Linked DNA regions of Homo sapiens: region 1 is linked to region 2. The links are chromatin loops, found by intact Hi-C in ENCODE. Cell type or tissue: GM12878. All regions are shown on one strand. Links, peaks and the distances in the headings refer to the core of each region. The heading gives the core; the rest is flanking DNA. Region 1 overlaps USP31 (ubiquitin specific peptidase 31). Region 2 has its middle 47 kb from the start of MIR3680-1.

The links. A loop is a pair of places that touch in the nucleus more often than their neighbours do. Peaks named below come from ENCODE experiments on the same cell type or tissue, not always from the same donor. Only the 100,000 strongest peaks of a DNase experiment are listed, where the experiment ranks them.
Region 1: a loop joins it to region 2, with 15 times the contacts of the local background. A loop is called at or near these places in 7 of 110 quality-filtered maps.

What each region holds. Positions count from the first base shown.
Region 1 is chr16:23,054,649-23,070,664 of GRCh38, forward strand. It overlaps USP31 (ubiquitin specific peptidase 31), which reads right to left. Exons shown (of 16, transcript NM_020718.4): 16 at 6,758-14,968. The coding sequence ends at 13,398. Among named protein-coding and RNA genes, the nearest start is that of USP31, 87 kb to the right of the region's middle. RefSeq lists an enhancer at 13,322-13,823. In GM12878, for the core only: a CTCF peak has its summit at 6,250 (motif pointing left); DNase peaks (open chromatin) are centred at 6,223 and 10,273.
Region 2 is chr16:21,546,540-21,559,094 of GRCh38, forward strand. It overlaps the pseudogene LOC646828. Among named protein-coding and RNA genes, the nearest start is that of MIR3680-1, 47 kb to the left of the region's middle. RefSeq lists enhancers at 3,258-3,758, 4,501-5,002, 7,744-8,554. In GM12878, for the core only: a CTCF peak has its summit at 8,471 (motif pointing left); a DNase peak (open chromatin) is centred at 8,382; H3K4me3 peaks cover 399 bases; H3K27ac peaks cover 374 bases.

The sequences.
Region 1 (16,016 bases), core at 3,036-11,035, 1.5 Mb after region 2:
GCATTACAAAATGCAGTTGTATACGTTTATTATTAAGTTTTCCTATTTAATATAGTGTAGGGTATTGAAGGAATAAGTGGAAAAAAATAAAAACTTTGAAATAAAACAGGCCTAGGTTAATATTCAAAACCTACCAGTTATTTCCTATGTGACTTTTAGGTGGATTACTTACTCTGTTTGGGACTCAGTATGCAAAAGTATAAAATTAAAATAATAAAGCCTAGATTAATTGGAGATTCTGTTACTTATAGCTGAAAGTATCCAAAATGACACAAGTATCAGAGAAAAGGCAGGTAAATGATTTTTCTCTCATAGTAACTACATTCCAGTTGGGGGAAGACAGATGATAAACCAATGAACTAATAAATAAGAATTTCAGAGACTGCGAAATACTATCAAGATAAAAGAGGGTCCTGACAGAGAATGAGTGTAGAGTGAAAGGGTAACTGTGGTTATGGTGGTCCAAGGAGGCCTTTCTAAGGGTCCATTTGAGATGAGAAAGAACTTGCCCCGTGACCATCTGGGGGAAGAGTATTCCTGGAAGAGGAAAACAGCCAAGGCCCTGTGTTCAAGACACTAAAAGGTGGGTTCTGTGCCCAAAGTGAAAGAAAAGTGACATAAGATGGTGCTATAATCTGAATGTTGGTGTCTCGCTCAAATTTGCATATCAAAACCTAACCCCCAGTGCAATCGTGTTAAGAGGTGAGCCCCTTAGGAAGTGTTAGGTCATGAGGGCAGAGCTCTCATGAGTGGGATAAGTGCCCTTGCAGGCAAGGTTCGAGGGAGCTTGTTTGCCCCTTCCACCATATGAGGACACAGCTGGAAGGTGCCATCTATGAGGAACAGGCCCTCCCCAGACACTGAATCTGCTGGCGGCTTGATCGTGGACTTCCCAGCCTCCAGAACTGTGAGCAATACATTTTTATTGTTTATATATTACCCAATCTAAGGTATTTTGTAATGGCAGCAGGAACAGACTAAAGATGGAATTGGAGAAGTGGACAAATTTAAGAGGCTGATACAGGAGCCCAGTCTGGGTAGGGATCATGTGACTTGGACTTGATGTTATCAGTGGAGAGAAAGAGAAGTGAGGCACATTGAGAACATAATTGTGGAGGTAGGACTGGACAGGGCTTTTGAATGGGTTCGATGTAAGGAGGGAGTTGAGGGGAAAAGCAGCATCAAGGATGGATCCTTAGTTTCTGGACTGAGCAGCTGGACTGGATGTTGATGTCATTTACCAACACAGGAAGGCTGGGGTGTAGGAAGAGAGCAGAGAATCATGTTTTGTTGTGTATCTCCACATTGCTTTAATACCAACTTACCTCCACATTTCTGTTCCTTCTGGAAGCTGGTCCCAGCTAAGGTCAATTATTATTATTAATTATTATTAATTTCTGGACAGGTGAACTAGAAGATAAACTCCACATGACGAAGGGTTTTTTTTTTCCTGTCTGGTATGCTGATGTAACCCATGCCCAGGCCAGTGCTTGGCATAGCAGGTGATCCACAAATATGTGTTGAACGATTAAATTAATGCTCATTCTTATGTAAGATGACCTGAAGGCAGCAGAGTCTTAGAACAACTACAATCCAACTTTGAGTCCACTCAGTCCCTAGCTGCCGACCAGAAAACAGGATGAATTCTCTCTGGAGGCAAATATCATCAGCCAGAGCCTACACATTTTTTCCTACACACTGCCTAGCATTAATCAAAAAGCACAACAAGAAGTAGAACAAAACAAAAAAAACCAGACAATAGAAAGAAGTCCACATGTGACTAGATACTAGTGTTATCAGATCCAACCTTTAAAATAACTAATATGTTTAAGAAAATAGACAATCAAATGAAGAATTTAACCAGAGACCTAGAGTCTCTGAAGAGCTAATGCAAATTCTAGAATTGAAAACACCATAACCAAAATTAAGAATACAATTAGGTGGGTTTAACAGCAGATTAGACTTAGCTAAGATGGACAGAACTGGCAAATAAAAGCAGATGTCCAGTTAAATTAGAATTTTAGATTAACAACAAATAATTTTTCATATAAGTATGTTCATTCAAAATTTTGGACATGCACTAAAAAACTATTCACAATTTATCTAAAATTCAACTTTAATGAGATGTCCTTTATTTAATCTGGCAAGATTAGATAGAACTGAAAAGATTCATTCAGTAAAAGCTATCCAGACTGAGGTAAGGGGATCAAAAAGAATAGGAAATACAAAAAAGAGTGAAAGGAATATTTGAGACATGGTGGAAGTCTAAGATACATGAAATTGGAGTCTTAGAAGAGGGCAAAAAAAAAATGGGTCAGAAGCAATATTTAAAGCAATAACACCTGAGAAGTTTCCAAGTCTGATTTATGAAGTGAAGGATAAAAAAAAAAAAAAAACTCCATCCTAATAAAACTGATGGAAACCAAAGAGAAGCATCTTCAAAGCAGTCAGGAAAAAAAAAAAACAAAAAAACAAAAAAACCCAAACCACACATATCTTCAAATTAACAGCAATAAGACTGATAGCTGACTTATGAACATAAACAGTGAAAGGCAGAAGGCCATGGAATGAAAATGAAAGAAAGTAATTTCCAACCTAGGATTCTATTCCCAGTGAAAATGCCCTTCAAGAAGACCAAATAAAGGCATTTCCAATCAAATAAAACTGAGAGAATGTATCGCTGACACAGGCTTAAAAAGAAATAAGGGAGTTCTTCAGGCTGAAGGAGAATGATCTCAGGCAGAAGCAATCAAACACTGGATTGAAGGAGTGATGAGCAATGGAAAGTAAATATATCAGTAAATCTGAGTGAATATTGACTACTCAGGATTACTAATAAAGTTAGGTTAGATGGTGTGCATAGAATTAGAATGCAAGACAAACATAGCAAGTGGTGGAAATGGGTAAATGGAATTAGTGTCCTAAATAAAGCCCTTCAAGGGGTAAACAAATACAAATTTTTCCTAGAATCTTTTTTTTTTGAAGGGGGGATGGGGAAGAGAACGGAGTCTCGCTCTGTCACTCAGGCTGGAGCGCAGTGTCGTGATCTCGGCTCACTGCAACCTCCGCCTCCTGGGTTCAAGCGATTCTCCTGCCTCAGCCTCCCGAGTAGCTGGGATTACAGGTGCCCGCCACCACACCCGGCTAATTTTTGTATTTTTAGTAGAGACGGGGCTTTACCATGTTGGTCAGGCTGGTCTTGAACTCCTGACCTCAGGTGATCCACCTGCCTCAGCCTCCCAAAATCCTGGGATTACAGGCTTGAACCACCGTGCCTGGCCCTTTTCTTACAATCTTATAAATCAAAAGTGCGTGTTGAAATTACAAGGATAACCACAAAAGGAGAGTAAAAAAATAACAAACTGAGGAGAAAAATTAGAATAAAAAAAATGCTTTGTTCTGTGGGTTAAGAAGAAAAATTTTAAAAATTAAAAAAAATCCTTGATACATCTCAAAGAAAAGCAAGAAGAATAAATATAAAATAAGCAGGACAAATATCCAAGAAAGTTAAGATAGTACCAAAAAACCAAATACATTAGTGATTATATTAAATGTAAATAAACCAGGCATTCCAGTTAAGCCTCGTGATGATCATGTAGACACCGTTATCCACATTTTACAGGTGTGAAGAATTTGAGCTGTTGAGTAATCCGCCCAAGATTGTCCAGCTAGCAAGATTCGAACCCCGCAGCCTGCTCCTGGACCCTGAGCACGGTGCCTTTCCAAGCGTCTCCCTGTTCTCCAGCCACCCAGCACTGCTTTCGGTCAGCCCTTCCGCACACTCTACCCAGACTCCTGCAACCAGCTCCGAACCGGCTCTCTCATGACACATCTTGTCATGGTGACCATGCGAAGGTGCAAACTGGATCTCCTCTCCCCTAAATTAAAATCTCTTCCTGGATTTTCATTTACTACAGGACAAATGGAGCAGTTCATAAAAGGTCCCCCTAGATGGGATCTCCCGCCCCCTTCATCCAACGCTTCTTGCCTTCCTGCCCTACATTCCAGGAAGACTGGACTCAGGGTTTCCAGAGAGTGCAAGCAGTTTCCCCTGCCTGGAAAGTGTGAGTTATGGCCCACTGCCCCCTCCTCTGACCCCAGGAGGGTCGGCCCCTCCTCCTCATCACTATTGTTATCATTACAAATGGCTCCATTCAGCCAGCGCTTTCTCTGTGCCAGGCACTGTGCTGAAGGCTTTATAGGCATCATTCCCATCTAACTCTCACCACTCTATGATGCAAGTACCAGTATCCTCCATCTTCTGGATAGAAAGACTCAGGCAGATTACTAATTCAGCTAGTATGTATTTACTAAGTAACTGCTATAAGCTTGGCACCCTCTTAGATGCTGAGAAAAAGAGCAGTGAATAGAACAGGCAAACCTCCCCGCTCTCATGTAAGCTCACCCATCAGCTCACATATGACCTATGGTAGTTGTGATAAGTGATATGCAGAAAATAAAATAGGGAGTACGGACAGCGTGTGAAGCAGGTTGCAGTGTTCTAAAAAGGTAGTAAGGGAAGGCCTCAATAAGGTGATATGTGAGTAAAGATGTGGAGGAGATGAGGGAATGAGCCAGGCTGGCATCTCGGAGAAGAGCATTCTAGGGACGATGCCTTGAGAAAGAGCAGGGAATAAGTGGCAAACTTGCTGAAACGTTATCTGTTGGCCAACCTGACCTCCTGACTGGCAGGTGAGCCCCTCCAAGTGTGGTCATAACCCCAGCAGCTGGGCACACAGAAGACATTACTAAATGAAGGAACCTGGACTCCGATTCTGAGTGAAACAGTAAAGGGGCACCTTCCTCACCACAACTTTTGTGGACTTGGAACCCTGAGGCTGGTGCCATTCATCCTCAGTCCCCAGTGCACAATCCCCACACACTGTCCACTCCAGACTCTCGGAGAGGAAAGACGTATTACACCCTTTTCCCTGTGTCTCTGGAACTGGATCTGTGCACTGTGGGCCTCTCTGGAGTCCTCCTAAACAAAGGGAAGGCACAGGGGTGGTGTGCTGGAATGCAAGATCCCTGAGACCCCACCGGGGGCAGGGAGGCCTGATTCCAACTAGGCACTGCAGTCTCATTTGCACCATCTTCTCACGTTTCACAAGAAAAATGGAGCTGTTAAGACATCCAAAGAGCAAGTCAAACTGATATCAAATCCCTGAAAGCTCTAAGAAACGAGTGCAAGGCCATTGGGTTATATGGCATGCAAAAATGCACCACCAAGGGAGAGGACAGCCCTGTCCTCTGTGTATAGCAGGTGTTGGCAGAGGGTGAAAAACGTAGCTAAGACCAGACCAAACCAAGACCGAATTCCAGAGGGGTTTGCAGAAGGTAGACCCAACCCACCCAGCAAGGTGAAATCTACCAGATGACCCTCGTGGAGAAGCCTGAGAAAGGAACAGGGTCGCAGAGAGGAAACCTGAAGCATCCATCTGGGAGAACCCAGGAAGGAGTGAAGAGCAATGGAAAGTGAATGTATTAGTAAATCGAAGTGATTAACCGTTCAACGTTATGTTAGATGATGTACACAGAATTAGAACATATGACACAGAACCCAGCTGGGAGAAAGGGGATACTGGGGTGGGGGAGGACCTCAAGCTACATCCCACGGAGTCAGAGTGGCCTAGAATCACCCACGGGGCAGTTTAACACACAGGAACATGCAGCTCTGGGCAAGGGGTGTTATCACACCTTTGCTTTCTTCAGGAAGATTTACAGGGACCCGAAAAGTATTCAGAGAGACGTTGACCATTCAAGTATTGAAAGATAATCTTCCAAATCCTAAGGAGACAGGCAAAATGATCCTTAAATATCTGCATAACTATTAAATCTACATATTTTATGACATGTGAACACTTTGTGGCATAATGAAGCCTCTTGAATAATCAGCGTACTACATGGTTAAACTCTCTAACAGAACCTAAGCGAAATCTTACCATTTCAAATTAGAGAGCTTCAGAAGTGCTGTACCTAGCACGGCATGTGGTTCACACTTGTCAGGAACATCAACTCCCCCCACCCCAACCCTAAACCATAATGCTGTGCTTTAGGGAAACAAGATCTGTCCTGATCTGTACTCAACACTTTCCGGGAACAAATGATGGCTGGTGGCACTCCCCTAAACAGAAACCCCTGTTCACTGATACCGTATTCCCCAACTCATACTGAATAAACATTTCCACACTCAGAGGCTAACCACCTGCAGGCTGGACTTCTAAAATGCATAAGAGATCTTTAGTGCCCCCACGTGGCCATAGGTGATGTGACATCCTCAGTAGGGAGTTCTGTCCTGAAGGGTGGGAAAGACAGCTGGAAAAATGTTGTTTGTATCAAAAATATTAAATATCTAGGGTATGAGACAGCGCAGGAAGAATGGCCCCTTTTATACTGCTATTTCTTCCCATCATAAAAGTTTGGTAAGAGGGGGAAAATAATGCGAAATGTTGAAAATCTGTTGGATTGAACCAGAATGTGAGTTTTTGTCCAGTTCCATGGCCCAGGACAAACTGTCTCTAATCCGTCATGGAGGAAATGGGAAGAACCATCCCTGATTGTGAAAATTATACAAGCATGGATGTGATTTTTTGTTTTAAACTTTTACACAGAAAACATATGTATACATCTTTCTGTAACTTGTGTTTTAAACACTGCAATTTTAAGGCATTTTGTAAAGACTGATGCAGTACAATTATTATTATAGTCAACACCAAAAAGATATCAGTTGGCAAGGGGGAGAAAGGAGAAATGTGGCTTGAAGAGGACATCTTGTAATAAATTTATTGTATTTTGTTACATTTTCCACTTTTCTCTTAATTCCAACTGTATACTATATAATCAACGCTGTTTCAGAAATAAAACGTTTCAAACGTAAAAATATAAATTCTGCTTCTTAAAAGTGCATACACTTTGAATAATAAAACATACAAATAAATAACAGAAATCAGTGACACATCTCATGCACTTGTTCTAAAATAAATTTAAAATGTACGATACACTTTTCTTCCAGCCTCTAGGAAAGACATCCTGCCTTCCATATTACTGTACAACTGAAAATGAAAACGACACAGAAATCACTATCCACGGTGCATGAGTAATACCAAAGCACTTTGTGTACAGTGATGTGACATGCAGCTTTCAAGACAACTACAGAAATTCCAGTGTAAAAACTGAAGAGTTCAATCAAGAAACGACTTATGTCAATGAGGCTTAAATTCAATTTTAACCAGTGGTGAGAGGCACAGTTGGTGAGCAGACCTCTATGGAATGCAAACACGTATTTGAAAGGCCTACAAAGAGAACTCCAACTTCGGAAATACTGTAACTGCTTTTGCATTTGGTATGACACCACACCGTTTATAATAGCACCTAGGAAATTTCATATTGCATTTGGACGACTGCAACAGATATCATTATTCTGGATGGCCTTTCTAAAGAAACATTTCCAACTTGCATGTCTACTTGTATCTTCATTCCTTAAAATGTTGAAAACACCAGGTAAATTGTGGTGTTTTGTAGGCAGCATGAGGCTCGACAGAATGAAACCATCAGATTACTTCGAAGGTGTTGTAGTGCATTCAGCTCACCACAGATTAAAACTAAATTTTATTTGCCTCCACAGTTAACACAGAGTGCCAAATTCTGGGATGTGTATTACTTAATGGTAAAACAAACAAAAAACAAAACAAAACAAAAACACGAAAAAATAGCAATAAGGGTTTTTTTTTTTTAAAAAAAAGACACCAAAGAAAATGTTTCACATTCATTTTCAAACTAAAAAAAAGAATTCCTGAAACCACATTCTGGATAAGAACTATCCTAGAGAATGAGCAAAAGTAGGAAATTCAGCGGCAGCCTGGGGTTTGCTACTGTAATTCCTACAAAAAGGCAATAATTCTATCAAAAGCAGGGACAGGCTTTCCAAGGCTAGGAAGGTTGTTTCTTTTCTTCTTCGACAATTTCTAGCTCAGAGTGACTTCCCTATTCCCCCACGGGCCTGGGGAAAAGGTTCTGGGGACAGATGCAAACCCCGCGGGGACACTCAGCCTGCTCCAGCAACTAAGACCACCAATTTCCACCAGACTGGCGAGTGCTAGGCCATTCACAACATGGTCCAAGCTCCCCAACTGGGCCTTGAATCAGAAGGGCCCTTGTATTTCAAATGGGAGTTTGATATCAGTATCTCTCAATTCTTTTTATTCTTATTTTTTCTGCTTCTCCTACACAACTGAGGAATCAGTCACTCCTGAGTAATTCAAATGGCAGTGATTCTCGCCATAATTCTCAGTAAAGGGATGACGTATCATAGTGGTTCTCAATCTGTCTGCAAATTAGAAACACCCAGAAGCTTTTAAAATACATGGTAATTCCTGGATCCCACCCCTACATGAATTAGATCAAAAGCTAGGGACTGGGACCCAGGCACTGTATTTTTTAAAGTTCCCCAGCTGATTCTAGTTAATGTGGGTCTTCACTATCTCAGACAAGTCATTCAGAAGAGGCTTAAAAGAATCTTGAGGAAAATACATGTGTGAGATTCAAAAAAGTCTCTCAAATTTGCTGTGCACCCCTTCTCCCAAAAATTGGGAAACACTAAACAAATGTAAGATGGATCTAGAACCGAATCCACTGCACAACACTCCCAGAAATTCCATGGGCTTAGTCTAATTGTGATCAGTGGCTGGGAAGCCCCAAAGCTTTTCAAAATAGCTCTAAGTCTCTATAAAAGCATCTTTTAATTCTTAGCACTATTAGAAGCCACATTCTTTCCTTGTGACCAAAATAGAACCCTTGAAGATATAAAAAATTAAAATCTATAGAAAATGGCAGGTTATTTTTAGAACAAAACACTTTAGGAAAGTCTTCAGGCTAAATACAGTATGTACACCAATGATGTGTGTTCAACATATCCAATTCCACTTCTGCTTGCAAAATACTTTACAATCTCGCCAATGATCAGAAAAACAGCAGAGAAATATATGCAGAGCAAAACAAGAAATCGCATTCATGCTCTTCTACACAATGATGAGTAAGCCATATTTTGAAAATCACAAATTTAAAAATAGAGCTCCATAATTGTTGCCTTTTTTTTTTAAGACTTAACATTTCATGTCTATATGTTTTATTGTTTGCTTGCATAGGTAGTAAGAGCATGCTTTCTGAGTTATATGGAGGCCACGCACAATTGTTTTTACTTGGGGAAAAAAATGGTCATGCTCAAAATGCATCTGCAAAATACTTTGAAAGTTGATCAAAAGGCAGTGTGAGAGTGTTCATTTAAATAAAACCACTGGATTTCTCCCCAAACCATGTAGTAGAGTTTAACAATAATGTACCCTTTATGAAATGAAAGTTAAAGACAGCCTGCACAGTAACAGCTACTTTTTGTGTTCGTTTGTGATAGGTACTGGTTTGTCAGCAAAGTTTGCCTTTCTCAACTACAAATAATACAAAGTTCCACGCACCTCCAGAATACGTGTTTTATTGAAACTGTGCTTATGACTTGCATACTATTTCAAAAATCCAACCCAGAAACACTAGTTAAATCTTTGTATCCAATAATTATAATAACCTACATTGGAAACAATCACTTCGGCTGTTCAGTAATTTGTCCGAATGAAATGTAACGTCTGATGCCCCTCTATGTGAAATAAAGCACGCTTATTTCAAATAAATGAGCTTTGTTCACAGCTCTTCTCTGCTCCATTTTCCCTAAAGGCTGCCACTCTTGGTCCCTTTACATACTGTTGCTATTTTTTTCATGATAGTTATTTTAAGGGAATGACAATGTTCCCCTCAAATCCCACATCCGTCTCATACAAACATAAGATGACCCAATGTTAACGTAAAGTGACTGTGTAATGGATTTTCAACCCCTAAATAGTAGAGACAGCTCAGTCTGAAAAGGTGGATGGAAGAGTAAAATGTCTCTAAAGATGAAGGGCACTTTTGGTTTCCAGAAGGAACAGACTTGCTCAAGAGAACCACAAGCCTTAGCCGATTTGACCGGAATCCACGTGATCTCTTTTCCCAGGAGAACTGTCACTCCATTTAGGACACCATCACATCCCTTGCTTGATGGGCTGTGCTCCCAGGGCTCCTCAGCTACAGCAAATCCCTGAAGCTTTCAGTTTTGCCTCTGTGCTCAAAGAAGGCCCTCCATAAACGTTTGCAGAATGAATGATGAAAACAAGATTGCAAAAGCGTGTCAGGCAGCCTCACAGATAATTACAGTATTTTAGCACACCACAAATACTCCCACATCCGTTCCCACTGGTCCAGCATATTATTACTTACTTTCAGTTCAGCTGCTTTCAGGACGAGAAAATACAAAACGGATGGGAAATGGTCTAAGATGACTGGAGCCTAACGGTTTGAGTTTCCACATTATCTAAGGGATTACCAAGGCAAGATGTAGGGCTGTCTTAAGGAATGATACGGCCTCAGTGCAATGGATGTTTACAAGAAATCAAGAATAAAACTTTAAAAAGCAAACAAACATTACAGATACAACATTACTGTTGGTGATTATTTTGTGCCTACCAGGAGATGACTGCTCTAATCAGGCCCATCTAGATGTCAACGAGAAACCCAGGCCTATCATCCCTAGCAGATAATTTTTAACCCCAAAGCACATACACGCTCATTGTGCTAAATATTGCTGGGAAAATTAAAAAAAAAAAAAAAAAGAAAAGAAAGAAAGAAACCAACACCAAGTCCCCAACCCTACCAATGAACTAAATTGAATCAAGTAACTACTTTCCCACAAGATACTTCCCACCTCAAGGAGCACCTCCAAACTTTCGGGCCAAATAACCTTTCCTGTGGCCTAAAGTTGTACCTAGTAGTTGGAGATAATGAAATTTTCACTGTTTACCAACTATGGAAATAAAATAGCTTCATGATGTCTAGACAATGCCATGATACTTCCTGATTTTTTCTATTAAACCTGAAACAAGGACTAAACTCCATGACATACAGTTTATAGACACTGACATTTTATTCCAGATCCCATGGAAAACCAAAGGGATTTGTAGAAACGTTTTTCCTTTTTTTTTTTAAGTCACTAGACATCGTGGAAAATCCATTCCTAGATAACTCAAGAATAAAAATATTTACCACTGTGAAAATTAAACTAGTTTCTATTAATGCTTGACTACAGCAAAAAAGAAGTGTTATTAAAAACCTTTGTCTAATCAAACTATAATTGTTTCAGAGATTCAGATAGGAGACTTCAAATGAGATCTACCTATTAAACAAAAATGAGAGGTTTGAGTTAGACATTCAATTCCTGATATAGATGATCTCTTATTTGGTGCATCTTTTTCAGGAGATAAAAGCGATACAGAAAAACGAGAGCGGTGGCTACACACTGATGGGGCTGTGATGTGCTGGGCTGAACGCAATGACAGCATCGAAGGCAGCCAGTTGCCGCAGATGTACTGAGCAGATGAGAGTGGTACTGCTTTGAGAACCCACCAAAATCTGAACAGTAAAACCAGGACAGCGAGTGAAGAAGTGAGTACAGGGCTGAGTGCAATGGACAACAGGCTCACAGTCAATGAATCACATGGAGCACTGTGGTAACTTTCACAAGGCTAAATGTCTAAATCTTAAATACTGCCAAGGGTCTAAAATTCCAGCTACCCTCAACAGTAAGTGGTCTCCAGACTTGCAAGTTACCGGCTAATGCGCAAATTAGCAGCAAAATAAAGTTAAGTAACGTACTAAAAACTTTTCCCAAGAGATATTCTTGGGGGGAAAAAAGAAAAAAAAAGTAGTGCAGAATTCACAGCTATGCATGCATATGTGTTGTAGTTAATTCACACACAGCAATACTGAAAAGGGAGGTTATATATGGATCTGTGCACCAAGGGTTCAAGAAGAACTTGAAGAGTCTGACGAAAAACGCTAATATTTAAAAGCACATAAACTTAGCATGCTGTATTTACTGGCAAAGTGACAAATGCTATTCAGAGAGAATCAAGACCTTCACTCTCTTGACATTTAAAAAAAAAAGAAAAGCTAAAAATTGAGCAGGAAAGTATTGCCAGGAGACCTTGAAAAAGCTTGCAAAACTATATACTTTGCTTATCTGTGAGGTTTTTTTTGGTGAGGTTCTCCTTTGTAAGAAATGCAATTTGCACTGACACGGCCAGATGGAACACACTCCAAAACCTGCTTGTGAGTTCTGGGCATGAGATGAAATCTTAAGAACAAAGAAGAAATAATAAATGAGTTACTGAAAGGCAGCCCTAACAGAGACTGACAGACAGGATCTGAAGTGCATATGTAACACTTGATCACACAACGCTTCAACATACCACCATTGGCTTTTGGCAGAAGGCAACTTCTTTCCTCTCCAAGCTACAAGATGAGGGAACATGAGCCCACAGACACAGGGCATCGTGGAGCTTCCCACCTCTAACGGAAAAATGCAACACCTGACAAGGAAAATGATGTCCAGTCTTTCACCCAGTTTAGAATCTAGAAGTTTTTTCCAGGAATCTGTCAAAGGTGTTAACTGCTCTACTACAGTGCAAAATTCCAAGAGCCTTAGCTAGTAATTTCAGAAGGAAAAAAAATTAAACGAGTGACTGGCTTTCTGGCTATCCAATCTGCCACTTCCTAGGACCTATCCCAAGAGTCAAGACAGGTTTTGGTGCACATGTCACCACAGATAGGAAGGTGGTGAAAGGCTTCATTTCTACCTCGAAAATGTCTATCTGTGGCAGTAGGAGAAATGACACAGTCACCCACATGGCACCTTCCTCTTTAATCCATTTACTGGTGTGCAACCATCCTAGACTAGCTGAGTATATACCTGAGAAACATTAGTGTTAAAATATTGCCCTTTACAAAGACTGGTAGATGGGGCGAAAGTGCAGAAAGCAAGAGTTTTTCCCTCGATTTGTTTCGTTGTTAGAGTCACAGTTTTTAGAGCTCCTGGTGCCACCCACAATCCACAGTAAGGACAAGTCCTGCTCAGAAGAAACACGAGTCAGCTCCTTCCTCCTTCTACGCACTAATGGTAGCTTTTCTGGTTCACAGGTTTCAAAACCCTCATATCCAAAGAAAGTCATTAGAGTTCTCTAGAAAGAAATATGTACAATTGCTAAAGGGACCGTCCTGGGTATCGTCTACAATTATTCCAGTTAGCTTGGTGTCAATGTTTTGCCTATGGCTGTTATTTGGTTCAATGGCAGAATAAGGCGACGCTTTGAACAATTTGCAATTGAATTAGACACACACACGCATACACTCACACACACACACACAGTCGGGCACGTGACTCAAAAAAGTACAAAACAAAAGCACAGGAGGCTTTGGTGGGAGGGCAGGGGTTCTAAATAAATAAACATCTTTACAGATAAAACACTTTGATTGCAGAAATATCACTGAGGTTTTTGAGAAGGCCGTGCAGAGGTTTGCATGCTAGAAGATAACTTTTTTGAGGATTTCTCTGCAGACTGCCTGCCACCCGGAGACGAGGGAACTCCAGAGTCTAGTTGGGAAGACTTGGATTTGCGAGCGGACAGCAGGGAATGTTTGGCAGAAGCAGGGTCCTTGGTGACAAGCTGCTCTTTTCCCGTTGTATTTGCATTTGGCTGCTGGGAAGCTGGAGGCTGGTGGCCTCTCTCTGCCTCGTCGTCCCCGGTGTTCTTACAGACAGACTTAACAGAGCTCCCACCAGCCTTTTTAGAGAGCAAGGCTGTCTTGCCAAGATCCGTCGAGCGCCGGGTTTCCTTCTGTCTCAAGGCTGATTTGAAGAAGGACAGCCCCTTGTCCTCAGACTTGCTGTCCCTCTTCAAACCAGACTTGATGCTTGTGCTGGGGGAGCGCAGGCTGGCCATGGAGGAGCTCCGCACGTGCTTCCCGGCCCCCCTGCCCTCCCCTGCTCGGGCCTGGCTCACCCGAGGGGAATTGGGTTTGGAGGTGGAGGTGGCGCTGGCTCTGTCAGAACCCAAGCTTTGTCTGGAGCCCTCTCTACTCAAGCTGTGGTCTGAAGTCCTGCTCTTCCCAGGTGGGAAAGGGCTCCTTGTGGCAGGGCCCGAGGCCTTTTTGGCAGATGTGGAGGAAGCAGTGTAGGTGAGGGCCGAGGCTGACTTCTGCTTCTGTGGCGAAGGAGATGACACGGAGTCCTGAGATTTCGGGGATGACTCCTTTTTGGGTTGGGCAGGGGCAGGGGATGAATGCCGTCCACTGCCCCTGGAAGAAGAATCTGCTTTGCTGCGGGAGCGGGAGGGCTTTAGAGAGACTTTTACAGGAAGAGGAGAAGAAGGGGATGTACTTGAAAGGGATGACTCCTGGCTTGCCAAGGCTGGTCTCCCCTTCCGCAAGCTTTTCTCTGGCTCAGAAGTGCCTTTGGAACTGGGGGATCTCTTAGTTGTGCTCTCTGGTTTCTTTGCGAGTGAGCCTGGGTGGCTGGGGGCTTTCACCTCTTTGACTGGAGAGCTGTCTACGGAGTCGCTCTGATCCACATAAGCGATCTGATTATTGTTATCAAATGGACCAGAGAGCGGGGGCAGGCGGTCCCCTTGTGCTGAATGTTTGCTCTGTGTATCTACGACACTGGAGTTCAATCTGCGGGTGTCCGATTCGTCTTTGAACACGCCTTCCATGACAGCCAGAGGGGCCCGGCCCACAGCCTTGTGCTCACGGCGACTATGACTGTCGCTTGGTTCCTGGTAACTGCTAGAAAGGTTCCGCAAGCTACCAAAGCAAGAGATGGAGACCTTGTCATCTGCTGCCTCCCCAATCTTCTCCAAGGTGGAAGCAGAGCTGTGAATTGGCGAATCCCCTGAAAATCGGGATGGAGAATTGGAGCGCATCTGCAGCTTAGCAGACAGGGACCATGAAGGTCTCATGCAATTTTCATTGACGGCCAAGGGGCTGGTGACAGAAGATCTGGATGACAAACTCTGACGCTGGACACTTCTCACAAATGGTCGAGTTGAAAAGCCTCCTGAACACAGTAAAGAGAATACTGTTAAGTTAAGCCAATGAAGACATTCTAACAACACTGTAAGACACTGAAGGTGAAACGAAGGTAAGCCTCATGGGATGAAAGGAGCATGACCTTCAGAGCCAGCCCATCTGGGATCAAGGAGTCCCTGTGTGGCTTTGACTTTTCTGAGCCCAGTTTCCTTATGTATAAAATAGGGACATTCTAACTCAGGATCATTCTAACACAGCAAACTTCTATTCGCCTCCTTGCCCTACATCAGGGCTCGGTATAACTTTTCCTGTGAAGGCCTAGACAGCAGATGTTAGGCTTTGCAGGCCAAACATTCAACTCTGTCACTGCTGCATGAAAGCAGCCACAGGTGACACGTAAGAAAACGTGTCTGACTGCGTTCCAAAAATGTTTACAAAGAAAGGCAGTGGGCTGTATTTGGCCTATGGGGCTACAGTTTGCTGACCTCTGGTCTAACTCACAGGGCAAGTGTGACGATTAAATACAACCTTACAAGTCCTGTGCCCAACAGAGCACCTGGCATTCCATAGATGCTGTGAGGTATTGACCCAGCTTCATTACCTTCCTGAAGGTGATCTGGGGCTCACAGAAATGAAGTCCTTGACCAAGATTACACAACTCATTAAAGGAAGAGCTAATACCAGAACCCAGAACCCCTTCCCGCACCACTCAATTCCACATGTAAGCTGGCCTGTCATTGTTGACTACAGATGTGGATCAACGCAAAGAGCTAAAAAGACTTGGATATCATATACTCCTAAATCCAGTAACTTAAAACTTCCAAAAAAATATTCATAATCAGAGGCCAGGCGTGGTGGCTCATGCCTGTAATCCCAGCACTTTGGGAGGCTGAGGTGGGCAGATCACGATGTCAGGAGATCGAGACCATTCTGGCTAACATGGTGAAACCCCGTCTCTACTAAAAATACAAAAAAATTAGCCAGGTGTGGTGGCAGGTGCCTGTAGTCCCAGCTGCTGGGGAGGCTGAGGCAGGAGAATGGCGTGAACCTGGTAGGCGGAGCTTGCAGTGAGCCGA
Region 2 (12,555 bases), core at 3,881-11,880:
CAACATGGTGAAACCCCGTCTCTACTAAAAATACAAAAATTAGCTGGGTGTGGTGGCGCACACCTATTGTCCCAACTGCATGGGAGGCTGAGGCAAGAGAATTGCTTGAACCCGGGAGGCGGAGGTTGCAGTGAGCCGAGATCGCGCCACTGCATTCCAGCCTGAGTGACAGAGGGAGACTCCTCGAAAAAATAAAAAAGAAAAGAAAAATATTCAGTAGAAAGTTGTCCCATTGGCAGGCAGATACGTCAAAGTCTTCAGGATCTTGCCTGCATGACTGAATTTTGGGAACTTCCATTGAGCCCAACACCCTTATTTTATGGAGGAGGAAACAGGGTCCCAGAGCAGTGGTGACGCATTCAAAGTCAGAGAGAGCTAGCTGTGGACACACGAGCATCAACCCTGCAGAATCCTGTTTCCAGAACTGGAATCACAGCGCCTCGGCGGGGCTCTTTCCACTATGAGATTTCTTTTTCCTTGCAAATGAATCGCTGCACTAAACAATTTTGCTTGTCAAATTATGCTGATTTCTTTCTTTTCTTTTTTTTTTTTTTTGAGATAGGATTTCACTCTTGTCACCCAGGCTGGAGTGCAACAGCGCAATCTCAGCTCACTGCAACCTCCACCTCTGGGTTCAAACGATTCTCCTGCCTCAGCCTCCCGAGTAGCTGGGATTGCAGGCATGTGCCACGACACCCTGCTAATTTTGTATTTTTAGTGGAGGCGGGATTTCTCCATGTTGGTCAGGCTGGTCTCGAACTCCCGACCTCAGGTGATCCACCTGCCTCAGCCTCCCAAAGTGCTGGGATCACAGGCGTGAGCCTCCGCGCCCGGCCTGCTGATTTCAAATATGCAGCTTACCTTATGTTTTACTTCCAGCAAGATGTCCACCAGCCTCTGCAGCATCTGATGATGGGCCCCGAGCTGCGTGGCAGACACACAAGGGGTTAGCTGAAAAGGCAATGGGTGGCGGGGGGAAGCTCACTCCACTGTAAATACACCACGTTTTAAAAGCAATCCTAGGCCAGGCACGGTGGCTCACGCCTGTGATCCCAGCACTTTGGGAGGCCGAGGTGGGCAGATACCTAAGGTCAGGAGTTTGAAACCAGCCTGGCCAATATGGTGAAACCCTGTCTCTACTAAAAATACAAAAATTAGCTGGGTGTGGTGGCACACTCCTATAGTCCCAGCTACTGGGGAGGCTGAGGCAGGAGAATCACTTGAACCCAGGAGGTGGAGGTTGCAATGAGCCGAGACCACGCCACTGCACTCCAGCCTGTGTGACACAGCGAGTCCTGTCTCAAAAAAAAAAAGCAATCCTAATGATGGATCACCACTTTCTTCATTAGATCTACACCCCAGCAAGTGATTACCTTTAAAAACACGCCTATCACAGAAAGCATTCTCTCCCACGACAGCTTCCTTGTAATTTTGGTATTTCACAGAATTCCAGTGAACTAAATGCAGCTGAAACACAATGGAAAGAGAACTTAAATTGATCAGCAAGAAATAAGACAGTCACTTCCCCTTCTGAATGGCTGACCTATGTGTCCACTTAATCATAATGAAATGGCCAGGCGTGGTGGCTCACACCTGTAATCCCAGCACCTTGGGAGGCCGAGGTGGGTGGATCACGAGGTCAGGAGATCAAGACCATCCTGGCTAACATGGTGAAACCCCGTCTCTACTAAAAATACAAAAAAAAAAAATTAGCCGGGCATGGTGATGGGCGCCTGTAGTCCCAGCTACTCAGGAGGCTGAGGCAGGAGAATGGCATGAACCCAGGAGGTAGAGCTTGCAGTGAGCTGAGATTGTGCCTCTGCGCTCCAGCCTGGGTGACAGAGCGAGACTCCGTCTCAAAAAAAAAAAAAAAGAACTAAGTTGTTGCAGCCAGATGTGTAAGATCCCAGCACCAGCAGCACCTCTGAGCTCCCAGGCACTTGACGAAGCCATGGGAAGGAAGAGCCTCAGTCTTCCTGGTGGTGGGAAAAAGGAGAGGATCATGTTAACCTCATCCAATAGAAATGGGTGGTTTCATTATTTTCTACTTCCTAGTTATCCTTGGACAAGGATTACCAGAAAAAACTCAGGCCTCGGCTGGGCGTGGTGGCTCACGCCTGTAATCCCAGCACTCTGGGAGGCCGAGGCGAGTGGATCACGAGGACAGGAGTTCAAGACCCGCCTGGCCAAGATGGTGAAACCCCGTCTCTACTAAAACTACAAAAATTAGCTGGGCGCGGTGGCAGGTGCCTGTAATCCCAGCTACTCAGGAGGCTGAGGCAGGAGAATCACTTGAACCTGGGCAGCAGAGGTTGCAGTGAGCCAAGATCGCGAGATCATGCGATCGCGCCACTGCACTCCAGCCTGGGGAACAGAGTGATACTCAGTCTCAAAAATAAATAAATAAATAAAATATCTGTTCATCAAAAACAAAGTTGCAGATAGAGATACTAAAATAAAAGGCATGTTGTTAAATGAAAGGAAGCACACAGAAGCCATTGTTGTGCTCATTCTTGGAACTATTTATAAATATGTGTATGATGATGACAATAGATATCACTCCCTATTTATAAAATGTCCAGAGGTCACCTCTGGGTGTGCGATTACAAGCAATTTTCATTTTTTGGTTTGGGTGCACTCTAGTTCCACATTAACTGCAGCATTACTTTCATAACAACAACAAGTTCAAAAAACAGAAAGAGTCCTCAACTTGAAAAAGCATCAAGAAGTCAGGTGAGTGGGTGAGCAGAGGTGTGATAAAGTGAATATGGCAAAAATGATCATCACAGGACTGAGACGTCAAACTCATAGATTCTTCTCGTTCATTTCTTTTCATTTTTTCATATGTTGCAAAAATTTCATAATAAAATATTTGGGGAAATCTATAAGGCATCACTTATCACCCAAAAAAACTACAAAAACCAATTCCCAGCATTGATCCGCACTCATTTTCTCTACTGACTCCCACTTTGGAATGTTGAAAATAAGACTGCTTTAAGAAGATGATCTTGGCTGGGTGCAGTGGCTCACGCCTGTTATCCTAGCATTTTGGGAAGCTGAGGTGGGTGGATCACTTGAGGTCAGGAGTTCGAGACTAGCCTGGCCAACATGGCAAAACCACATCTCTACTAAAAATACAAAAATTAGCAGGGCCTGGTGGCACGCACCTGTAATCCCAGCTACTCGGAAGGCTGAGGCAGGAGAATCGCTTGAGCCTGGGAGACGGAGGTTGTGGTGAGCCAAGATTGCACCAATGCACTCCAGTCTGGGTGACAGAGTGAACCCTGTTTCAAAAAAACAAAAAACAAACAAACAAAAGAAGATGATCTCTATTGCAAAGATGTTCAGCTTCTCAGCGGAGGGCCTTGTGGATTTGCTAGTCCCTACAGCTGCAAGCACACAGCTGAGTGAAGCGTGGCAAAGAGCTCAAGCTCTGACTTTGAATCCCAGCTGTCTGGCTTTGGCAAGTTCCGTAACCATTCAGAACCTCAGTCTCTTCTTCCGTTAAATGAGAGAACTTAAAGTGCCTTCTTCGTAGGAGAGGAGTGTGACTAAACGGGTGGGGCGGCCGACGGTTCTGGTTTGAGCACTGACAGTCCCAGGCCCCAGGAAATCCTTCACATCTGAGCGGCAGGCATGGCTTGTTCGCCCCCCACCATAGAGCCGGAGACATGGAAAGCGTCCAGATATGTGCCGTTAGGCCACGTCTACAAACCTCTGCGGGGTACACGTGGCCGTCCACTGTGTGCTCTGAGCCCCCCTCATTCACTGCTCCCCAGTGGAAGTGAAATTGCTTCAGTCTGTAGTGGTTTTCCAAGGGCCCGCCACTAATTCCTGGAAATAAAGGCAGCGAGACGTGTGTGTCATTTTGTCTGTTTGTTGAGCTGTGGTGTTACCTGAGGCATTGTCTACATTAGGGTTATATGAGTTCACTCGCAAGGGGTTGCTGTATGGTTGAAGTGACAAGCCAAAGGTGGGCTCCGTGAAAGGTGGGCTCTGTCTGTCCCATTCACTCTGCCCCCCGCCAGCCCAGCGCCTGCCCAGAGGTTCACAGTAAATGTGGAATGAAGGCAGGGTCCCAGTGCTGCCACTGGGTGGTGGTGAGGGCCTCATCTCCCTGCAGGCAGAAATCGATAAAGAAAGTTTCTGAGATGCCTGCCTGTCCTATAAGATTTCCAGACTTTAATTTAAAAAAAAAAGATGTCTTCCAAATATTTTTTAAAAGCAGCTTAAATCCTATCACCAAATAACATTATAAAATAACACAATGAGCAAAGTTTTTGTTTTGTTTTATTTTAAGACAGAATCTTACTCTATCGCCCAGGCTGGAGTACAATGGCATGATCTCAGCTCACTGCAACCTCCACCTCTGGGTTCTAGCGATTCTCCTGCCCCAGCCTCCTGAGTAGCTGGGATTACAGGCATGTGCCACCAGGCCAAGCCAATTTTTGTATTTTAAGTAGAGACAGGGTTTCACCATGTTGGCCAGGCTGGTCTCAAACTCCTGATCTCAGGTGATCCACTCGCCTCTGCCTCCCAAAGTGCTGGGATGACAGGTGTGAGCCACCGCTCCTGGGTGAGCAAGGTTTTTAAATAAGCAGACCCTGAGCTATAGCATCAGTCCTGATCTCTGGCAGTCCCTGCTTAATCTAGGCCCACCACAGGGCCAGCTTTTATTGGAACACTCCTTCCGTCCTAAGTCACCCTAAACACTCGCCTTGGAGTCAGCGCTCTCCACCTGCAGGACTTGGGGTGCCCCTCTCCATGGCACAGTGCCAGGTGCAGCCTCCCAGGAGCTTCCTTCTCCTGACACGTGGGGCTCAGCCATAAGCATCGCTCACTGAGGCCTCTGGCTCTGCCTCACAGAGTCATGGCTGCCATCCCCAGGTCCAGGTAGTGCTGGGAGTCTGCCTTTTAACGAGCTCCCCAGGGGTTCTGATGTGGGTGGCTTCTCCTGTGTCTAAGCACTTTGTCACTAACAGATTTCCATCAACAGCTGCTACAAATGTGGTACCTATTCCACACGTTTTCATTGAAAGGAGCACAGTGTGCTCCTGGGATGGCTGGGCAAGGCTGGAAGGCGCCAGCAGAACTGGAGCACTGATCACGAATTCGCGGTGGCCCGAGTGCCTCCCGTAGCTGTGGAGGAGCCTCGTGTCACCCGCCTTGCTCATGTCACCTCCCGCTGTGGCAAAAGCCAGGAAAGCACTGAGCGCATGACGAATGCCTTGGGGAGCTTGACACTGCTGACTCCTGGTGGTTTCCTGACACCAAAAGTACTTGGGCTGGGCGTGGTGGCTCACACCTGTAGTCCTAGCACTTTGGGAGGCCGAGACGGGTGGATCACTTGAGGTCAGGAGTTAGAGACCAGCCTGGCCAACGTGGTGAAACCCATCTCTACTAAAAATACAAAAATTAGCTGGGTGTGGTGGCGGGCGCCTGTACTCCCAGCTACTCAGGAGGCTGAGGCAGGAGAATTGCTTGAACCTGGGAGGTGGAGGTTGCAGTGAGCTGAGAACGTGCCACTGCACTCCAGCCTGGGCGACAGAGTGAGACTCAGTCTCAAAAAAAAAAAAAAAAAAGTACTCATAGTTGGAGGCACCAAGGTGTAAACTGGAAAATGGAAAATGGATTTGGCTTTGGTCCAGTCAGGGGCTAGGCAAGTGCTGGACCAAGCCACAGAGCTGCTCACTGCCCCTCTTCACTCAAAATCTCAGTGTTGGTCTGGAGCAACCTCGGAGTCATATGTAGTTTTAAAATTCTACCATTATGAGCAAGTCTTCTATTCTCCTTAAATATACACAGATGAATTACATCTCAATTTTTAAAAATACACAGAAAGAGTGCTTCACACAATCAGCACATAAAATCACTTTGTTAGGCCAGGCACAGTGGCTCACGCCTGTAATCCTAGCACTTTGGGAGGCCAAGGCAGTTGTATCACTTGAGATCAGGTGTTCAAAACCAGCCTGGCCAACATGCTAAAACCTTGTCTTTACTAAAAATACAAAAAATTAGCCAGGTGTGTTGGTGGGTGCCTGTAATCCCAGCTACTTGGGAGGCTGAGGCAGGAGAATCGCTTGAACCTGGGAGGTGGAGGTTGCAGTGAGCCGAGATCGTGCCAATGCACTCCAGCCTGGGCGATAGAGCGAGACTCTGTCTCAAAAACAAAACACAGGCGTGAGCCACTGTGCCTGGCCTCCAAAACACAATGTAAGGAACTTACAGAACCACAAAATGCAAGCACGGTGAGCTCTGTGCTCGCTTCGCCTCGGCCTGTGTCCGTGGTAGAAAGGGGGTTTGCAGCCTACCAGCCCCAGCGGCATCAAAGTGCATTGATGGGTGGCTGAGGGTGGAGCCTGCCAGGGGGTCTGCCTCTCGCTCTTGGGATGGGCTCACTCATGATAAGTTTACTGTGTGGAAATTCATGCATGTCTGTATCATCTCTTCTAGAATAGAAATGCCTAGAAGGCAGGGATGATGGATGCTTCATGGACAAGTTAGACTGGACCCAGCCTGGTAGATGTCATTTGTAAGACTGAGTTAAGTCCCATCCAGTTGCACTCTTAGGACAGAGGCTGTTTCTGGGCTGGGCATGGTGGCTCACGCCTGTAATCCCAGCACTTTGGGAGGCCAAGGTGGGAGGATCACCCAAGGTCAGGAATTCAAGACCAGCCTGACCAACATGGTCAAATCCCACCTCTACTAAAAATACAAAAAATTAGCCACGTGTGGTGGCAGGTGCCTGTAATCCCAGCTACTTGGGAGGCTGAGGCAGGAGAATTGCTTGAACCTGGTAGGCGGAGGTTAAAGTGAGCCAAGATCGCGCCACTGCACTCCAGCCTGGGCAACAAGAGCGAAACTCAGTCTCAAAAAAAACCAAAAACAAACAAACAAAAATGGCTGTTTCCGTCTGGACCATCACTGTATCAACACGACTTAGTGCAGGAAGGGGTCATTGAAGGCACACAACGAACCCTCACGGGATGAATGAATACAGGAATGAATGGGATTAGTCAGTTCATTGATTTATTCATCGAATCACTCGGTCGGTAAGCAGCTCTGTGTGTTACAGTGGAATCGAGCCTTTCCCACGGCAGTTTGGGAACCGCCTGGGATTTCTAGGAAAGTCCACAGAACACAGAAATAGTTAAAGACCTGGATTTGCAACTCAGCTCTGCTTCTAACTTGCTGTGTGACCCTGGGCAAGTAGCTTAGCCTCTCTGAGCCTAAGCCTCTCTACCTGTTAAACGAGAAGAGCGGGAAGGATAAATGGAGACAAGGCAGGAGGCATTTTGTAAAGTGTTGTCTGATGATGGCAGTGGTGGTGATTGTGCATCGCACACCATTCAGGGGCTCCGCAGCTTCATCTGTGTAAAGAGAGTTACTACACGTTTCTCCTGGTCCCAGCTCAAGCACTCTAGGGTTCTACGTAGGCACATAAATAGGGTTCCAAAGAGCGACGCCAACTGCATAAGGCATAAGTCCACTGACAGCCGATGCCTGCCAGACCCCCACCCACAAAACCTAGTAGAAAAGTCACCCTCCAGAATGTGGCCAACCAACAAGGGCCAGGAACAGGAGCTGCTGGGACCAGAAGGGACTTGTGAGCCCTGAGCCTCTGCAGGGTAAGGTGCTGTGCTAACTCTGGGGCTAGAAGACTTTCCCAAGGGTTTCCAGCAGGGCTGGAGCCCACAGGCATCTCTTCACCTTTCCCGACCCCGAGCTGTCCCAGAATTCTTCTTCTTCTTTTTTTTTTTTTTTTTTTTTGAGACGGAGTTTCACTCTGTCGCCCAGGCTGGAATGCAGTGGCGTGATCTCAGCTCACTGCAACCTCCGCCTCCCGGGTTCAAGAGATTCTCCTGCCTCAGCCTCCCAAGTAGCTGGTACTACAGGTGGGCACCACCACACCCGGCTATTTTTTTTTTTTTTTGTATTTTTAGTAAAGACGGGGTTTCACCATGTTGGCCAGGATGATCTCGATCTCCTGACCTCATGATCCGCCCCCCTTGGCTTCCCAAAGTGCTGGGATTACAGGCGTGAGCCACCGTACCCAGCCTGTCACAGAATTCTTTACTGCGGCAGCCTCTGATGGGCTGGATCCTCCGCCTCTCTACTCATTGGAGTAAGAGACAAGTCAGCCCTTTCCAATCTGCCTCCTGAGGGGAACCATGGGGCCCTCGGGACATGCGGCCCCTCCTCAGGCTGGCTCGGGGCATCTGCACCCCTGTACCTGAGCAAGGGACTTGCTTGAAACGGCGGCCACCCTGGGCTGGGGACCAAGCACGCTCAGGGGAAAACCCAAAAAGGCTACTGTGTCTCACTGGCTCTATGATACGCAAATGAGGAGGGAAGCGAAACGTTCGTTCTTCTAAGAGGGTAACTGCAAAGGAAGTCTGGGCCGCTGCGTTTTCGGGAACAGCAGGTGCGGTGGCCGATGGATAACTCGGGCTGGGCTGGAGCGGCCCCTGGTGGCAGTTCGGTGAAGAGGCACCCGGAACCTGGCAACGTGGCCCGCGCGGGGCGCACGCATATCAGGAAGACACAGAGGCCTTTTTACTGAAAATGCCAGCGGGTGCGGATTCCACAGGCTCCTCTTCAGCATCAGTCTAGTGTGGGATTCATACACCTTGAGCCTCTTTCAAGGTGAAACAGAGAATCTCACTGAAAACTTTAAATCCCACTGTAAATTCCAAAATTAGACCTGCGCCGCGAAGACCGCCCACCAGCAAAATGCCAAGCGTATTTCTTTAAAAACTGGAAAGCCGTGTTTCGCTGCTCTTCCTGTAGACAATACAGCATGGGGGCAGGAGTGGGGTCTGGAGTCGGACGCACGTTCAGAGGCTGGGGTCACTTCTCCCAAACCGTGTGCAGTCGGACGCACGTTCAGAAGCTGGGGCCGCCACTCCCAAACTGTGTGCTCTAGGTCCAGCTTTTGCACCCCTCCTAGCCTCAGTTTCCCCATCTGTAAAGTGGGGATGATCCTTGAACCCCCACCATAGGACTGCTGTTACGATTAAGTCACATGGGAAATACGAAGTCCTTAGCACAACGCTTGACATAAAGGAAGCACTCTAAAACAAACAAACAAACAAACAAAAAACAACGAACTGGAAGCCACTGAAGCCTTCATGGGGTGAAACAGCTGATTAAGGGGCAAAGGCTCTCGCTGGCCAGGTTCTGGCGTGTCCCGGGCACCACGCATCCTGTCCATGAGCTCACGTCGTTGTCGTGATGGAGAAGGCTTGGTGCATACCAGAGTGCGGCGGAGGAGCTGGCCTTCACTGGGCACCTGCTACCTGCTGGGCATTGCGAGGTAACTTTATGTTCCTCCCAGGATGAACTCCTCACAATGGCCCTACAGAGCAGGTCCTGTGAGTCCAACTTTGAGATGAGGAAATTGAGACGCAGAGAGGTTCGGTCACCTGCCCCATTTTAGCCGGCAACCTCACCCAGGTCTGACGGTCCAGGCCCTCAGCTTTTGTAGTAGGGTTCAGGCCAAACTCTGCTACTTGCCTTGCCAGTAAAGTTAGGGACCCAATTTAAGGCTGCAGACCTGGATAAAATAATCTCAAAGTGACTTCTTTTTTTTTTAGGTGGAGTCTCACTCTGTCACCCAGGCTGGAGTGCGGTAGGGTGCTCTCGGCTCACTGCAACCTCTGCCTCCCAGGTTCCAGTGATTCTCCTGCCTCAGCCTCCTGAGTTGCTGGGACTACAGACAAGTGTTACCACACCCCACTAAATTTTGTTTTTGTTTTTGTTTCTTTGAGATGGAGCCTTGCTCTGTCACCTGGGCTGGAGTGCAATGGCCAGATCTTGGCTCACTGCAACCTCCACCTCCTGAGCTCAAGCGATTCTCTCACCTCTGCTTCCCGAGTAGCTGGGATTATAAGCACCCACCAGCATGCCCAGCTAATTTTTGTATTTTTAGTAGAGGCAGGGTTTCACCATGTTGGCCAGGCTGGCCTTGAACTCTTGACCTCAGGGGATCTGCTGCTTCAGCCTCCCAAAATGCTGGGATTACAAGCATAAGCCACTGTGCCAAGCCTAAAGTGACTTTTCGTAATGACAATACAATGTCAGGATATTCTCCTTAATCAAAAAAAAAAAAAAAAAGGCAAGCCCAATTCACGAAAAGGGGTCTTTAAGCTGCCAGCCCCCATCCCCCAGACTCTGCTATCGGCAGGGCTGGTCCACCGGGCAGCACTGGCCACTGTTGCCTCAGCGTTCTGTGCAAGCAGGTGCGTCAGAACCGGCTCATGGAGATATAATTGAACGATTGCCTCAGCGCGTGCCAGACTCTCCAAACATAATAACAGATGACGTTTGGGGTCGGCTCCAGGCGGTGACGTGCTGGCCCCAGAGAATATTGTCTCTGCTATTACAACAGATGCTGTTAATAGCTATCTATTTGTAGTTCGGGGCTTTTACCAAGATGAGCAGGCTTTTGGCAGGCACGGGTTGTTTGAAGGCTTAAAATTAGTACAAGAGAAGTTTGAGATGTTCTAATTACTGGAAATTTCAAATAACACGATGCCGCAAGGGACCGGTCTGCTTCCGGTGCCACTCTCGGGGGTAATGCACGTTCCCAAGCTGTAAATGGGGAAGGCTGAGGGCTTCTGTGTGCCACCTCCCCAGGCAGGCAGGGGCCGCAGCCACTGCAAGCCCCTGCCCACAGAACTCGGCGATGACGGAACCTAGACTGCTCCCTGGAAGTTAGCCTCTGAGACCATCACATATTGGCACTGGTTTGAAAGCCAGGCAAATGTGGGCTCCAATCCTGGCTTCACACGGTGGGGCTTTGCAAGTTGTTTTATAGGTCTGTGGCCCAGACTAGACATTTGTAAAAGGATAATGATGCCTATGGCAAGGATTGAGTACTGTGATGCTTACAAAGTACCTCCCTAACAGTCCCTGGCATGCAGTGAGAGCTCAAATAATGGTAGCCACTTACTATTATTATGACTGGTGTTATTGTTATTATTAAAATTACTGTCATCGCCCAGGCACGGTGGCTCACACCTGTAATCCCAGCACTTTGGGAGGCTGAGGCGGGCAGATCACTTGAGGTCAGACGTTTGAGACCAGCCTGGGCAACATGGTGAAACCCGGTCTCTACTAAAAATACAAAAATTAGCCGGGGGTGGTGGCACGCGACTGTAGTCCCAACTACTTGGGAGGCGGAGGTGAGAGAATCGCTTGAAGCCGGGAGGTGTGGAGGTTGCGTCACTGCACTCCAGCCTGGGCGACAGAGGGAGACTCCATCTCAATAAATAAATAAACAATAAAATAAAATAAAATTGCTATCATCACTGGCATCGTCATCATCTCACTACAGCAGAGATCCGCAGTTCCCCGAAACAAATACCACGAGTCTCAAGGTAAGACCTGCACGTAAGGATGTCGAAAGATAAATATGTCTTAAGAACATGTCCATGAGAAGGGGCTTTGCCAGCCATGCAAGCATAAAAGAAGAAAAGTCCCTCATTCATCCAAAAACACCCGCTGAGTTTCTCCCGCGTGCCGGGCACCACGCTCAGTACGGGGGACAGAGGGAGGAGGCTCTAGGCTCTGACTTGCCCTTGCAGAGCTTGGAATCCAGGAGTGTCAGACGGTGGTAGAGATAAAAAGCTGTGTGTCTGAGAGGTGAGGGCGTGGGCTTTGGGGCCCTAAACTTGCTTGGGACGCCCGGGAGGGCCCCCGTGGAAGCGGCGTTTCAGTGGAGCCCTGAAGATGGGTTTCTATTTGTCAGGTGAAGATAATGGCAGCTCCAGGCAGAAAGGGACGACCAGCGGAAAGGACCCTGGTGAGAGCAGCCACCACGACGGAACAGGCAGAAGCACCAGCTGGCAAAGGCACTGTCAGGGGCAGCGGGAGATGGGATTGGAAGGGCAACAGGGTTGGCGCCCGTGGTGGCAAAAGGAAGGGGGGCCTTCGCCAACAAACCCCAACAGGGTTTTTTTTTTTTTTTTTTTTTTTTGAGACAGAGTCTTGCTCTGTCACCCAGGCTGGATGCAGTGGTACAATCTTGGCTCACTGCAGCCTCTGCCTCCTAGGTTCAAGCTATTCTCCTGCCTCAGCCTCCTGTAGCTGGGATTACAGGCACGCACCACCACAACTGGCTAATTTTTGTATATTTAGTAGAGACAGGGTTTCACCATGTTGGCCAGTCTGGTCTCAAACTCCTGACCTCAGGTGATCCACCTGCCTCGGCCTCCCAAAGTGCTGGAATTATAGGCGTGAGCCACCACAACCTGGGGAGGTCAATGCTGCAGTGAGCTGTGACGCAGCACTGTAGTCCAGCCTGGGTGACACAGTGAGATCTTGTCTCAAAAAAAAAAGTATTCAGCAAAATATATATTTGAAATAAATTTCATACCTACGAGTAAGTTTTCTAATATCCAATTATTATTTTACTGTTAACATGCTCAGAACTGTATAGCTCAGGGGTATGATTCTTCCCACTGACATTTTCAAAAGATGGTTTATGATTCCTTGATACAGTTACAGAAATGTTGGTTCTGCAGGGAAGATTATTTTACTACATTTTATAGA